Linked DNA regions of Homo sapiens: regions 1 and 2 are each linked to region 3. A link is an interaction called in ENCODE POLR2A ChIA-PET data of the cell type or tissue named here. Cell type or tissue: IMR-90. All regions are shown on one strand. Region 1 overlaps GFPT1 (glutamine--fructose-6-phosphate transaminase 1). Region 2 overlaps ANXA4 (annexin A4). Region 3 overlaps GFPT1 (glutamine--fructose-6-phosphate transaminase 1).

The links. ChIA-PET counts read pairs that join two places held together with the same protein. Peaks named below come from ENCODE experiments on the same cell type or tissue, not always from the same donor. Only the 100,000 strongest peaks of a DNase experiment are listed, where the experiment ranks them.
Region 1: POLR2A ChIA-PET joins it to region 3 with 14 read pairs; 3 of 35 experiments call an interaction of 5 or more read pairs at or near these places.
Region 2: POLR2A ChIA-PET joins it to region 3 with 10 read pairs; 4 of 35 experiments call an interaction of 5 or more read pairs at or near these places.

Annotation. Positions count from the first base shown.
Region 1 is chr2:69,326,513-69,330,512 of GRCh38, reverse strand. It overlaps GFPT1 (glutamine--fructose-6-phosphate transaminase 1), which reads left to right. Exons shown (of 20, transcript NM_001244710.2): 16 at 715-829; 17 at 1,089-1,216; 18 at 2,075-2,242; 19 at 3,438-3,599. Among named protein-coding and RNA genes, the nearest start is that of GFPT1, 59 kb to the left of the region's middle. In IMR-90, no CTCF peak of the experiment used is centred here; no DNase peak of the experiment used is centred here.
Region 2 is chr2:69,767,963-69,771,962 of GRCh38, reverse strand. All of the region lies in intron 1 of ANXA4 (annexin A4), which reads right to left. Among named protein-coding and RNA genes, the nearest start is that of ANXA4, 28 kb to the right of the region's middle. In IMR-90, no CTCF peak of the experiment used is centred here; a DNase peak (open chromatin) is centred at 1,552.
Region 3 is chr2:69,379,782-69,383,781 of GRCh38, reverse strand. The region is part of intron 1 of GFPT1 (glutamine--fructose-6-phosphate transaminase 1); the gene reads left to right. Among named protein-coding and RNA genes, the nearest start is that of GFPT1, 5.4 kb to the left of the region's middle. RefSeq lists an enhancer at 2,262-2,311. In IMR-90, no CTCF peak of the experiment used is centred here; a DNase peak (open chromatin) is centred at 2,331.

The sequences.
Region 1 (4,000 bases), 53 kb after region 3:
GCAATTAAAAAAAAAAATCCAGCAATACCAGTGCAAGTACCCCAAGGAGAGTTTATCAAGCACTTGCCTTTTGACTTACACCAAAAACTAAATGTGGTTAGGCACATGCTGATTTGCTCATCTTTTCCTTCCTTTCTTAGGGATATTAGGAATTTTATAAGCATTCAATGGGTTATAAGGTGTTTGGCTTTTGTATCTAAGAAATAAAGGTTGAGTCATTTGTTCAAGATTCAGAAAAGGAGAATAGTGATAGATTTCCCAAGTACTGGTTCAGTTCACTGTTACTAAGATAGTTTATTTTTGTTTTTTGGAGACAGGGTCTCACTCTGTCCCAGGCTGCAGTGCTGTGGTGCGATCCTGGTTCACTGCAACCTCTGCCTCCCGGGCTCAAGTGATCCTCCTGAGTAGCTGGGACCACAGGTGCACACCACCACACCCAGCTAATTTTTGTATTTTTTTTAGAGACAGGGTTTCGCTATGTTGCCCAGGCTGGTCTCGAACTCCTAAGCTCAAGCGATCCCCCTGCCCTGGCCTTCCAAAGTGCTGAGATTACAGGCATGAGCCACCATGCTTGGCCCTAACGTAGTTTTAAGAGATAGAGAATATATACTGTAAAACCAATGGGAATTTTATTTTCAGCTTTTTAAAATTAAAAGTTCTAAATTCTTCAGATGCAGCTGCAACTAATTGTCCTGCTTTTTTGTGATGTTTCAGGCTTATACCAGCCAGTTTGTATCCCTTGTGATGTTTGCCCTTATGATGTGTGATGATCGGATCTCCATGCAAGAAAGACGCAAAGAGATCATGCTTGGATTGAAACGGCTGCCTGGTACAAAGACACTCATATATTACACTTTTGTTGTCTAAGGGAGTGGGTAATAGGTAAAATTCTCTTATCCTTGAAGCTGTGGCTTGTAGCTATTTAGTCAATAAGATCTTTCTACGTTTGCTCCGATGTATTAAAAAAATACCCATACTGATTGATAGCACAGAGGAATAGAAACACTGGTCTTTTGTTATTTGCTGCCAATATATTGTTATTTTATTTGTTTGGTTTATTGTCCTTTTTTGCTAATATTACTTCTTAGATTTGATTAAGGAAGTACTGAGCATGGATGACGAAATTCAGAAACTAGCAACAGAACTTTATCATCAGAAGTCAGTTCTGATAATGGGACGAGGCTATCATTATGCTACTTGTCTTGAAGGGGCACTGGTAAGTTTTCTCAGTTCTAATTAGTATCAGTCCATTGACCTGCAGACCTGACACATAGTCATACTTTTACATTAAATGAATGAAATAGGTAGAACTTTTGAAAGTGCTTCTGTATTTATGCATTGTGGTTTGTTTACTTTGAGAAAGTGCAACAGAGAACTCTGTTCAGAAGTGAAAATCAAAAAGAGTACATTTTAACATGATAAACTTGGATTTAGCAAGTAACTTGGGTTAATTTGTTCAAATATGAATAAAGATTAAGTTCTCTAGATAAGAAATTTAATTGAGGTCAAGCTGGGCACAGTGGCTCACGTCTATAATCCCAGCACTTTGGGAGGACATGGCAGGTAGATCAAACTTGAAGTCAGAAGTTCGAGACCAGCCTGGCCAACGTGGTGAAACCCCATCTCTACTAATAATACAAAAACATTAGCTGGATGTGGTAATGCATGACTATAATCCCAGCTACTTGGGAGGCTAAGGCGGGAAGATCACTTGAACCTAGGAGGTGGAGGTGGCAGTGAGCCGAGATCACACCACTGTACTCCAGCCTGGGCGATCGAAGAAGACTCTGTCTTAAAAAAAAAAAAAAAAAGGGTTAACCAGAAATATGAATATGTTTGTGATAATCTAAAATCTTTAAAAAGTCCTTGTGGAGCTTTAAAACTTCCAATTACATGTTGATAATATAGAAATAGTGATCTATTAACTTGTTAGATATATTTATAGATCAGTGGTCCTTTAATACTTTTGGATAGATAGACAGTGGCTTGACATATCAGATGCTTTTTATAATATTTACTTAAACATGGATTTTTGAAAAGTGGATTGAAGACAAATCTGGTTCTTTCCTATTAGAAAATCAAAGAAATTACTTATATGCACTCTGAAGGCATCCTTGCTGGTGAATTGAAACATGGCCCTCTGGCTTTGGTGGATAAATTGATGCCTGTGATCATGATCATCATGAGAGATCACACTTATGCCAAGTGTCAGAATGCTCTTCAGCAAGTGGTTGCTCGGCAGGTAAGTCGGGGGACTGTGAGAACACCTTGGGGATCAAAGAGGGGAGTTACGCTAGCTTATTTGAATGACTTACAAAACATGTTTACACGTGTTAACTCATTTACTTTGGAATACAGCCTTTGAGGTTTACATGTGAGGAATCAGATACTTAAGAGTTTTTTTTTTTTTTTTTTTTTGAGATGGAGTCTCTGTCACCCACCCTGGAGTGCAGTGGCACAATCTTGGCTCACTGCAACCTCTGCCTCCTGGGTTCAGGCAATTTTCCTGCCTCAGCCTCCCAAGTAGCTGGGATTACAGGCACACTCCACCACGCCTGGCTAATTTTGTATTTTTGGTAGAGATGGGGTTTCATGTTGGCCAGGCTGGTGTCGAACTCCTGACCTGAAGTGATCCACCTGCCTCAACCCCCCAAAGTTCTGGGATTACAGGCATGAGCCACCCCGCCTGGCCCAGATACTTAGAGCTTTAAGAAGACCAAGGTCATAGATCTCATATTGGGCAGAACCAAGACCAGAACTGAGGTCTTGGTCTCCACATCCTGTCTTCTTTTAGTTAACATATGCTGTTCCTTTTTAATTTAATACTTCTAAAACATTTAAAAATGTATTTTAAAATATTTTTAAATATATATTTCAGCTGGTTGCAGTGGCACATGACTGTAGTCCCAGCTACTCTGGGGACTGAGGCAGGAGGATCACTTGAGTCCAGGAGTTTGAATACAGCCTGGGTAGCATAGTGAGACCCTGTCTCTAAAACAGTAAATAAAATAAATTAAAAAAAATTACACACACGCGATATATTTCAGGGGAAATCTAACATCTAGGTTTTATTTTAATATTATATAATTGAGTTTTCTTCAGATCAGTTGGCTTTATATATAAATTCCAAAAGATATTATTCCCTAAGCACAATGTGGTGGTAATGAACTTGAGCTTTGAAGTTAGGCAAACCTGCAGTCAAGTACTAAGCCTGGTATTTCTTAGTTGCATGAGTTTAAACAAATTACTGGATCCCATAACGCTTCTGTTTCCTCGACTATAAGTAATAACAATCAGATTTACTACACAGGAATTTAAAGAAGTCTGTCCGTGAGGCTTCATATGGATTATGCAGTGCAATTTTTGCACATTCGTAAGCTATAGCCCTGCCTTTGCCCACCAGTGATGTTGTGTATGTGTGTGATTTTCTTTCCTAGGGGCGGCCTGTGGTAATTTGTGATAAGGAGGATACTGAGACCATTAAGAACACAAAAAGAACGATCAAGGTGCCCCACTCAGTGGACTGCTTGCAGGGCATTCTCAGCGTGATCCCTTTACAGTTGCTGGCTTTCCACCTTGCTGTGCTGAGAGGCTATGATGTAAGTCATCTACCACTGCAGAAATCTTGGGATGGTTTTTTACCTGGATACATTCTGATTTTTTTCTCCTAAATTTTTAACAATAGTGTTTGAGAAATCTATCAAATATATATCTGTCACCTGTTATATTTTCATGGCCCAATTTGTAGGTTACATCACAACATCTTCTTACCCATAGAACTTGAAGGAACCTTGGGGTTCACCTCCAAGATTGTGACTCACCTTGGGTAGTCTCCACCTGTTTTCTTAATATAACCTCTATCTCTTAACAGGGCAGCTATTGGCATTTGGCAGGACAATTCTTTTTTGTTTGGAACTGTCCCACACATTGAAGACTTTGTAGCATTCCTGGTTTCTCAGCCATTGTGGCAACCAAAACATAGTGCTTTTGTTTTTAGTGT
Region 2 (4,000 bases), 390 kb before region 3:
ATAGTTTTGGAGCAACTGAAAGATAGTTGGGAATTAAACATATGAGACCTATCTCAATAGCAGTTACAAAAGGGAAAAATAAGTTGTAAATAAGTTCAACTTATTTCAACTAAGATTACATAAATTCATGGAAATAATTTACAATGAATTCATAAAGAAAAAGTAGGTATGTTGAGAATACATCTATACTGGTTTCCAGGATGTCCAGAAGGATAATAATACACTGTAACACAAATTGCCCAGTTGTATCTGCCAGAAATGGGCAAGCCAGGTGCTGACTCAACTAGAAAGTTTCTTATGTCCTTATGGCAGACTGCAGGGATGTGGAACAAGAACTTCTGATTTCAAGTCCTATTTAGTAGGCTATATGTGGAGGTAACAGTGTGGTGCATTCTCCTCTCTCACCCAGCATTTGGAAAGCGGGCAAAGTAGATACTTCCCTAAGCATTAGACTAGTAAAATCAGCAAACACCCATCAAAACAAAGATATGCAAACTCATTTTAATGGGAAAGAACGGCTCCTGGGTTGAAGCAGGCTTGCTGGAAGATATTAGCATGTTTAAGGAAAACTTGTGTCCATCAGCAGAGCAAGCTCCATGCAAAACTGGCACAGATGCTTACTTTGAAATATTCATCTAAGCCCTGTCCTACGGAAAGGGTGAAGCCAGTGGTCGGGGGTCAGATATTTCCCCACTGTGAAGATGAATTCTGTCCATCTAATACTCCCTTGTTCCATGGTTGCCAAGCACCTTTTAGGCTAGAGTTTGGCTTCCCAAATCAACCTGTCTACAAATATTGGAGCATGAGGATTTTTGCCTAAATAATATTTTTCCTTTCTTTTTTTTTTTTTTTTCTTTTTTTTTTTTTTGGAGACAGGGTCTTGCCCTGTTGCCCAGGCTGGAGTGCAGTGGTACAGTCATAGCTCACTTCAGCCTCGAACTACTTAGCTCAAGAGATCCTGCCGCCTCAGCCTCCCGAGTAGCTGGAACTACAGGTACGTGCCACCACGCCCAGCTAATTTTTTTTTTTTTTAAATTTTCTAGACAAGGCCTCGCTGCATTGCCTAGGCTGGCCTTGAATGCCTAGGCTCAAGCGATCGTCTGCCTCACCCTCCCAACGTGCTGGGATTACAGGTGTGAACCACCATGCCTGGCACTGTATTTCTTAATATAAATAAATTAGCAATATGTGTGTGTCTGCACGTGTGTGTGTCTGCACGTGTGTGTTTGCATGTGTGTGTGCGTACAGGTTTAATGAGCCTGGTGAATAGGAATCCTCCCTTTCTTGTCGTGCTGAGAGAGAGTTTCTCTGGGTCTGCTGGATGTTGCATTGTGGTGAATTCACCCCGGTAACTGAAGCTCTCCTTCAGACCCCACCACAACTTGGCGGCCTCCATTCAGGTTCCTAACATTGACCCACATCCCAGAACAGGCCACCTGAGCCTATTATGAAGGGACCTGCCAGCCTTGTGGCACATTCCTACTGAATCCTTCCCTTCGCTGGAAGATCACATGTGAGTGAGTCATTCACTATTTTTCTTTGGTACATGGTTTCATTTTACAGCCCACAAGGATGACAAATTTAAACCACTGGTCTGCAGATTGCAAAGGGTGTGACTGGGCCCCACCCAAACACTAAAGGCTTTCAAAACTGTCTATGAAATAGGAAAATGAGAGTAACTCTCTTTTTTTCCTTCTTTTTTTCTTGGAACTTAGATCCTTCTAAAAGTAAAGGAAGTTTTATTGCAGTGACGGGGTTTGAGTTGGGAGAAATAACATTTTAAACGTGTATTCAAAGGCAAGATGTAGAAGGTAAAGGAATGAAAACAAATTTGGAGGCCTGCCTACTAGGCCATCTTAAATAAGAATCGATTCCAGCCTAGCACCCAGCTAGTAACTTACGGACGGTCTTTTGTCCATATTTTGGCCAGTTATTCACAGCACTGTTGAGGGCAATAATAATCCTTTCAATCCACAAGTAATTAAAAAACATGTATCTTAGGCCTGGTGCAGTGGCTCACACCTGTAAACCCAGCACTTTGGGAGGCTGAGGTGGGCAGATCACCTGAGGTCAGGAGTTTGAGACCAGCCTGGCCAACATGAGGAAACCCCATCTCTACTAAAAATACAAAAATTAGCTGGGTGTGGTGGCACGTGCCTGTAATCCCAGCTACCCGGGAGTCTGAGGCAGGAGAATCGCTGGAACCTGGAGGCAGAGGCTGCAGTGAGCCGAGATCACGCCACTGCACTCCAGCCTGGGTGACAGAGGGAGACTCCGTCTCAAAAAAATAAAAAAATGTATTTTACATATAATTTAAAACATCCCACGCCTTCTCTGCTCTTCCCACATCATGCCAAAGCCAGTTTTTACTCCAATGATTGCTTTGTCTAAAAGGCAGGGGAAGGAGGGAGGGAACACTTATTAAACACTCCTCCATGTTATCTTATCTACTCAATAACCTCTGGGACAATGACTATTATTTCCACTTAACAAGTTAAAAACTGAGAAAAGTTGTGTAATTTGCCTGAAGTTAGCATGAGGCCAGACTGGGATAAAACACCTAGTTTACCTGATTTGAAAGCCACTAGATACTACAGTAGTGAAAACTGGTTGTGGTGAGTTCTATCTTGTCTTAAGAGGTAGGGCTAAATATCTACATTTTATAACAATAAGGAAAGTCACAGTGGCCTCAATGATTGCTGGGAAAGCTGACTGGGTCCCACATGTTGATAGTTTAATCCTTGCTTTGTTGTATGGCCTTAGTTCCCAGGCTCAAGCTTCGAATAGTGCATAAATCAAAGAATATTCTAATACGCTTTATAAATGTGCAGCTTCCCTACCTTGTTTTTCTGGGCACCATCATCAACTTGCTTCAGATATAATGAAGTACCCAATATAGTGCTTTAGACTTTCCTAAGTAATTTTCTTTTTAATTTTTATTTTCTGAGTGACCCCTAGTGCCACCTGTGGACTAGAGACCTTTGGAATTTCAGTTGGCTGGTTTTTTGTTGGTGGAGGTTTTTTTTTGTTTTTTGTTTTTTAACTTTTCTTTTGAGATGGGGTCTCACTATGTTGCTCAGGCTGGGCCTGAACTCTTGGGCTCAAGTGGTCAGCCTGCCTCCACCTCCCAAAGTGCTGGGATTACAGGCATGAGCCACTGCACCTGACCTTCTGCCTTTTAATTGCAGACAAATTATTTGGATTTCCCTCCCCTCAGTCCAGTGACCTGAGAAACAAGAAGCTGATGTGGTAGTAATGCTGATTATTTCTATCATGGGACTTACAGGACAGTTTTACTGATGTTTCATGTTCATTCACCTACTCATTCAACACACATTATCTGAATGCCTGCCCCATGTCAGGTACCATTTGATTTACTAAACGGCACACTTTCCTTTCCGCCTGTATACCTTTCATGACAGTATATGATCCCCTATGCCTTGTAGGTTTAAGAGTAACCTGCCATTTAAAAAAATCCTGGAAGCTACAGAGATGACGTGGTTGAACTTCCTGCTGTAAAGACTTTACGACCTTTCTCAATGGTCCTCTCCCAGCTTCCAGTCATCCTCTCTCTGGCCCTGCGCTCACTCCTCCACAGGTAGGCTTTGCCACTGCTAAGCAGCTGTAACCATCAGGAGAGCTGGCCTTGTATTCCTTATTCCATCCTCTAGAGCCAGAGGGACTTTATTTTAAAATAAGTAGTTATTGAGCTAGTTGTACTGAATGCTTATGTGTTTTGTCACTATTATATCATTTTGCCCTATTATTTTCCAGTGGACTGGACATGATAATTTAAGTTTTAGAGAAGTTAAGCATAGTACCCCAGGTCACTCAGTAATAGGTGATAAGAGCTATGTTTTCATAGGTCTGCCTGTCTTTAGAGACCTTTATATTATACCATGCTGAATACATGCTATAATATATACTCGCATATACTATATAGTATGTGTATACGTGTATAATTATATGAATATTATATATGTGTACATATGTATATATT
Region 3 (4,000 bases):
TAGTGGCGCATGCCTGTAATCCTAGTTACTCGGAAGCCCGAGGCAGGAGAATCTCTTGAACCCAGGAGGTGGAGGTTGCAGTGAGCTGAGATAGTGCCATTCTACTCCAGCCTGGGCGACAAGAGTGAGAGACTGTCTCAAAATAAATAAATAAATAAGTAAATAAATAAATAAATAAATGGAATGTTTGCAAATGAGATCCTTTTTAAAAGCAGTAAAGGAACTTGCAATTTTAAAGTATCCTAAAATGAATTTTTCAAAAGTTTTTTGTAATTATACTGTCTAATGGCTTTGGAGATAATTGAGGGATGCTGAGATTGGCTGCTAGGATTGGTCATAAAACCAGTACTATTAACATATCCTTACATATACTGGATATGAAGAAGTTGTGAGAGAAAATAATTGCTTAATAAGCATTTCTTCAATTGTCCCCTGGAAATGGAGGTTAATAGGTTCTGGTAATGAGCAGTAGAAGGCGGGAAAGGGTTTTGTAACACAAGTTTGGGAAATTCTGCTCTTGGAGATTCACAATTAGCAAGATTAAAGGTTCCAGAAAGTTCTAAATATATACCTAACTTTAACCAGGTAGTTCTTAAACCTTTAATTATGAAACCTTTCTTTACTTCATTCCTTTTTAGCATCCGGTGAAATAGTGTTCTGTTTCTGTGGTTTGAGAATTTTTTGACCGTATATTTCAGGTGCCTAGAAAGTGTTAGAAGATACTTGCAGGTATTTGAAATGATGGCTTTATACTTGGCACTCTGCCCTTTGCAGAGATGACTAAAATAAGAGAGTTGCCTTCAAGAAATTGCTGCCTGATCAGAGGAAAGAAAATGAATGCACATGCAACAGCTTCAGGTGAAAATACACAGTCCTTGTTCATTGCCATGTCATAGACCACAAGTAGAATGAGTAGAAATTTAGAGACTGGAGAGCTCTGGGGTTTGGGTTTCTGTGTTAGGTTCAGGAATGTTCTGGGTGATGGGGCAGGACTTTTACTCAACTTGTAGAGTATTAGTATACTGTGAGAGGTAATCATTAATGGCATATGTTAACCGTCAGTGAATGGAGGCGGAAATAGTTTGAGAACTACTACCAGATGAAGGAGGAAATAGAAGTGCCAGGAAAACAGACCAAGGAACAGTGGTTAAAGGCAGAAGAGTTCCAAAGTAGTATATTGCCTTGAACAGAGTCTATAAAAGTAGAAAAAGGTCATTCATATGTAATACTGCAGAGAAGTTAATTGGATATGGTTATGAAGAAATTATTAGAGAAATTGCATATGTCAAGGCAGAAGGGTCTCAGTTTGTGTTTAGGAGGAGGGCTGCAAGTAATATGAAAAAGAAGAGGATTTTGGGATTGAGGTCCCCTGGGAGTGTTGAGAAGTTGAATTCTAGAGCTGTGGTTCCTGACCTACAAGCCCTGAAGTTGTTACAGGGTGTTCATTGCTTATTCATATGCTTATAACTTTGTCTGTAAGTTGAATAAAGATTGTTCTAGATCATTGAATAATAAAAATTTAACCCATTGTTGTGAAGGAGCCTCAGAATATTTTGATGTTAACAAAAGAGTTCTGTATTTACAAAGTTGGAGAAACACTCATCAAGAGTTAGGAGTAAGGCCCAGTGTGGGGTTCCCTCTGGTAATACCAGCATTTTGGGAGGCTGAGGTGGGCGAATCACTTGAGGTCAGGAGTTTGAGACCAGCCTGGCCAACATAGCGAAGCCCCATCTCTACTAAAAATACAAAAATTAGCCAGCTGTTGTGGTACGCACCTGTAATCCCAGCTACTTGGGAGGCTAAGGGAGGAGAAGTGCTTGGACCTGGGAGGTGAAGGTTGCAGTGAGCTGAGAACACGCCACTGTACCCCAGCCTGGGTGACTGAGTGACACTCTGTCTCAATTAAAAAAAAAAAAAAGAGTTATAAGTAGCCAGTGTTTTGGCTTACACCTGTAATCCCAGCCACTCAGGAAGCTGAGGCAGGAGGATTGCTTGACGCTAGGAGTTCAAGATCAGCCCGGGCAACATAGTGAGATCCCATCTCTATTAAAAAAAAAAAAATTAGCCAGGCATGGTGGTGCATACCTGTAGTCCAGTCTACTTAGAAGACTGAGGTGGGAGGATTGAGTCCAGGAGTTTGAGGCTGCAGTGAGCTATGATTGTGCTGCTGCACTCCAGCCTGGGTACTGGGTGACAGAGCAGGACTGTTAAAAAAAAAAAAAAAAGTTACAAGTAGGGGAGAGGCTAGCTTCAGAGAGTAGTATGTGTAATATGTCTCTCTTGAGATTACAAGGAAGGATGAGAAGTATTTATATATTGTTAAACTGTTGAAAAGAAGATGGGTGAGGGGCAGTGACTCATGCTTGTGAACTCAGCATTTTGGGAGGCTGAGGTGGGAGGATCACTTGAGGCTTGGAGTTTGATACCAGCCCGGACAGCATATTGAGACCTTGTCTCTATATTTTAAAAACAAAAAAAGAAAATGAAGACTTTAATTCTGGCCAGGCGCAGTGGCTCACGCCTATAATCCCAGCACTTTGGGAGGCCGAGGCGGGCAGATCACCTGAGGTCAGGAGTTCGAGACCAGCCTGGCCAGCGTGGTGAAACCCTGTCACTGCTAAAAATACAAAAATTAGCCAGGCGTGGTAACACACGCCTGTAATCCCAGCTGCTGCTCAAGAGGCTGAGGCGGGAGAATCGCTTGAACTCAGGAGGTGGAGGTTGCAGTGAGCTGAGATAGCGCCACTGCCCTCCAGCCTGGGTGACAGAACGAGACTCTGTCTAAAAAAAAAAAAGACTTTAATTCTATAAAGTAAGAATCTACCAAAAATGAAAAAGAAGCTGGGAAGAGAAAATGAGGATTTGAGAGTAGTATGTAGCTTAGACTCTAAAATAATATCTGGGAGAAGTTTGAAAGTTAAGCAAGTGATGAATTAATAGGATTGGTCAGCAGTTCGGAGGGCCCATCCGAAAGTGGACCGAAATGGATAGGATAGATGAGTTCTCCTTGGCTGTCATAGTTCAGTGTAGAGATGCTCAGAGACTAGGAGTCAGAGCACAGTGGACCCAGAGGGTTTGACTTGGCAGTATGATGAAAAATTGTAGTCTGATGTGAATGGTCAGAAGAGAGAGAGATGGAATATTTGAAGATTGTGAGCAGGAAGTACATGCTTTTTTTTCTCAAGAAAGATGATGACATAGGTTGACTGTGAGGGAATGTATAGAGATGTCATGACTTAACTAGTGATTTGAGCTCCAGAATGTTAAATGTGCAAGAGACGTGTCATGGAGCCCCTTCTAGTGGCAATAGTTACAGTAAAGTAGGGGAGACATGAACCAATTAAACACACAAATAATTGAAAGTCTTAATTGTTTCACTCCATATGTTATTTTTGTATGTGTGATTTATTTTATTTTACTTTTACATTTTTTATTTTTTTGAGACAGAGTCTCACTGTGTCGCCCAGCCTGGAGTGCAGTGGCGCAATCTCGGCCCACTTCACCCTCTGCCCCACCTCCTGGGCTCAAGTGATTCTTCTGCCTCAGCCTCCTGAGTAGCTGGGACAGGCACGCGTCACCATGCCTGGCTAGGAATTTTGTATTTTTAATGGAGACGGGGTTTCACCATGTTGGCCAGGCTGATCTCGAACTCCTGACCTCAAGTGATCCACCCTCCTCAGCCTCCCAAATTGCTGGGATTACAGGCGTGAGCCACGGCATCTGGCCTTTATATGTGCTTTTAGGATTGTAGAAGATGTACCTTGGCTGGATGCATTGGCTCATGCCTGTAATCCCAGCACTTTGGGAGGCCGAAACAAGAGGATCGCTTGAGTCCAGGAGTTCGAGACCAGCCTGGGCAATGTAGTAAGACCTCATTTCTACAAGAAATAAAAAAATAACTGGGCGTGGTAGCTTACGTCTGTAATCCCAGCTACTCCAGAGGCTGAGGCAGGAGAATTGCTTGAACCTGGGAGACAGGTTGCAGTGAGCCAAGATCGCA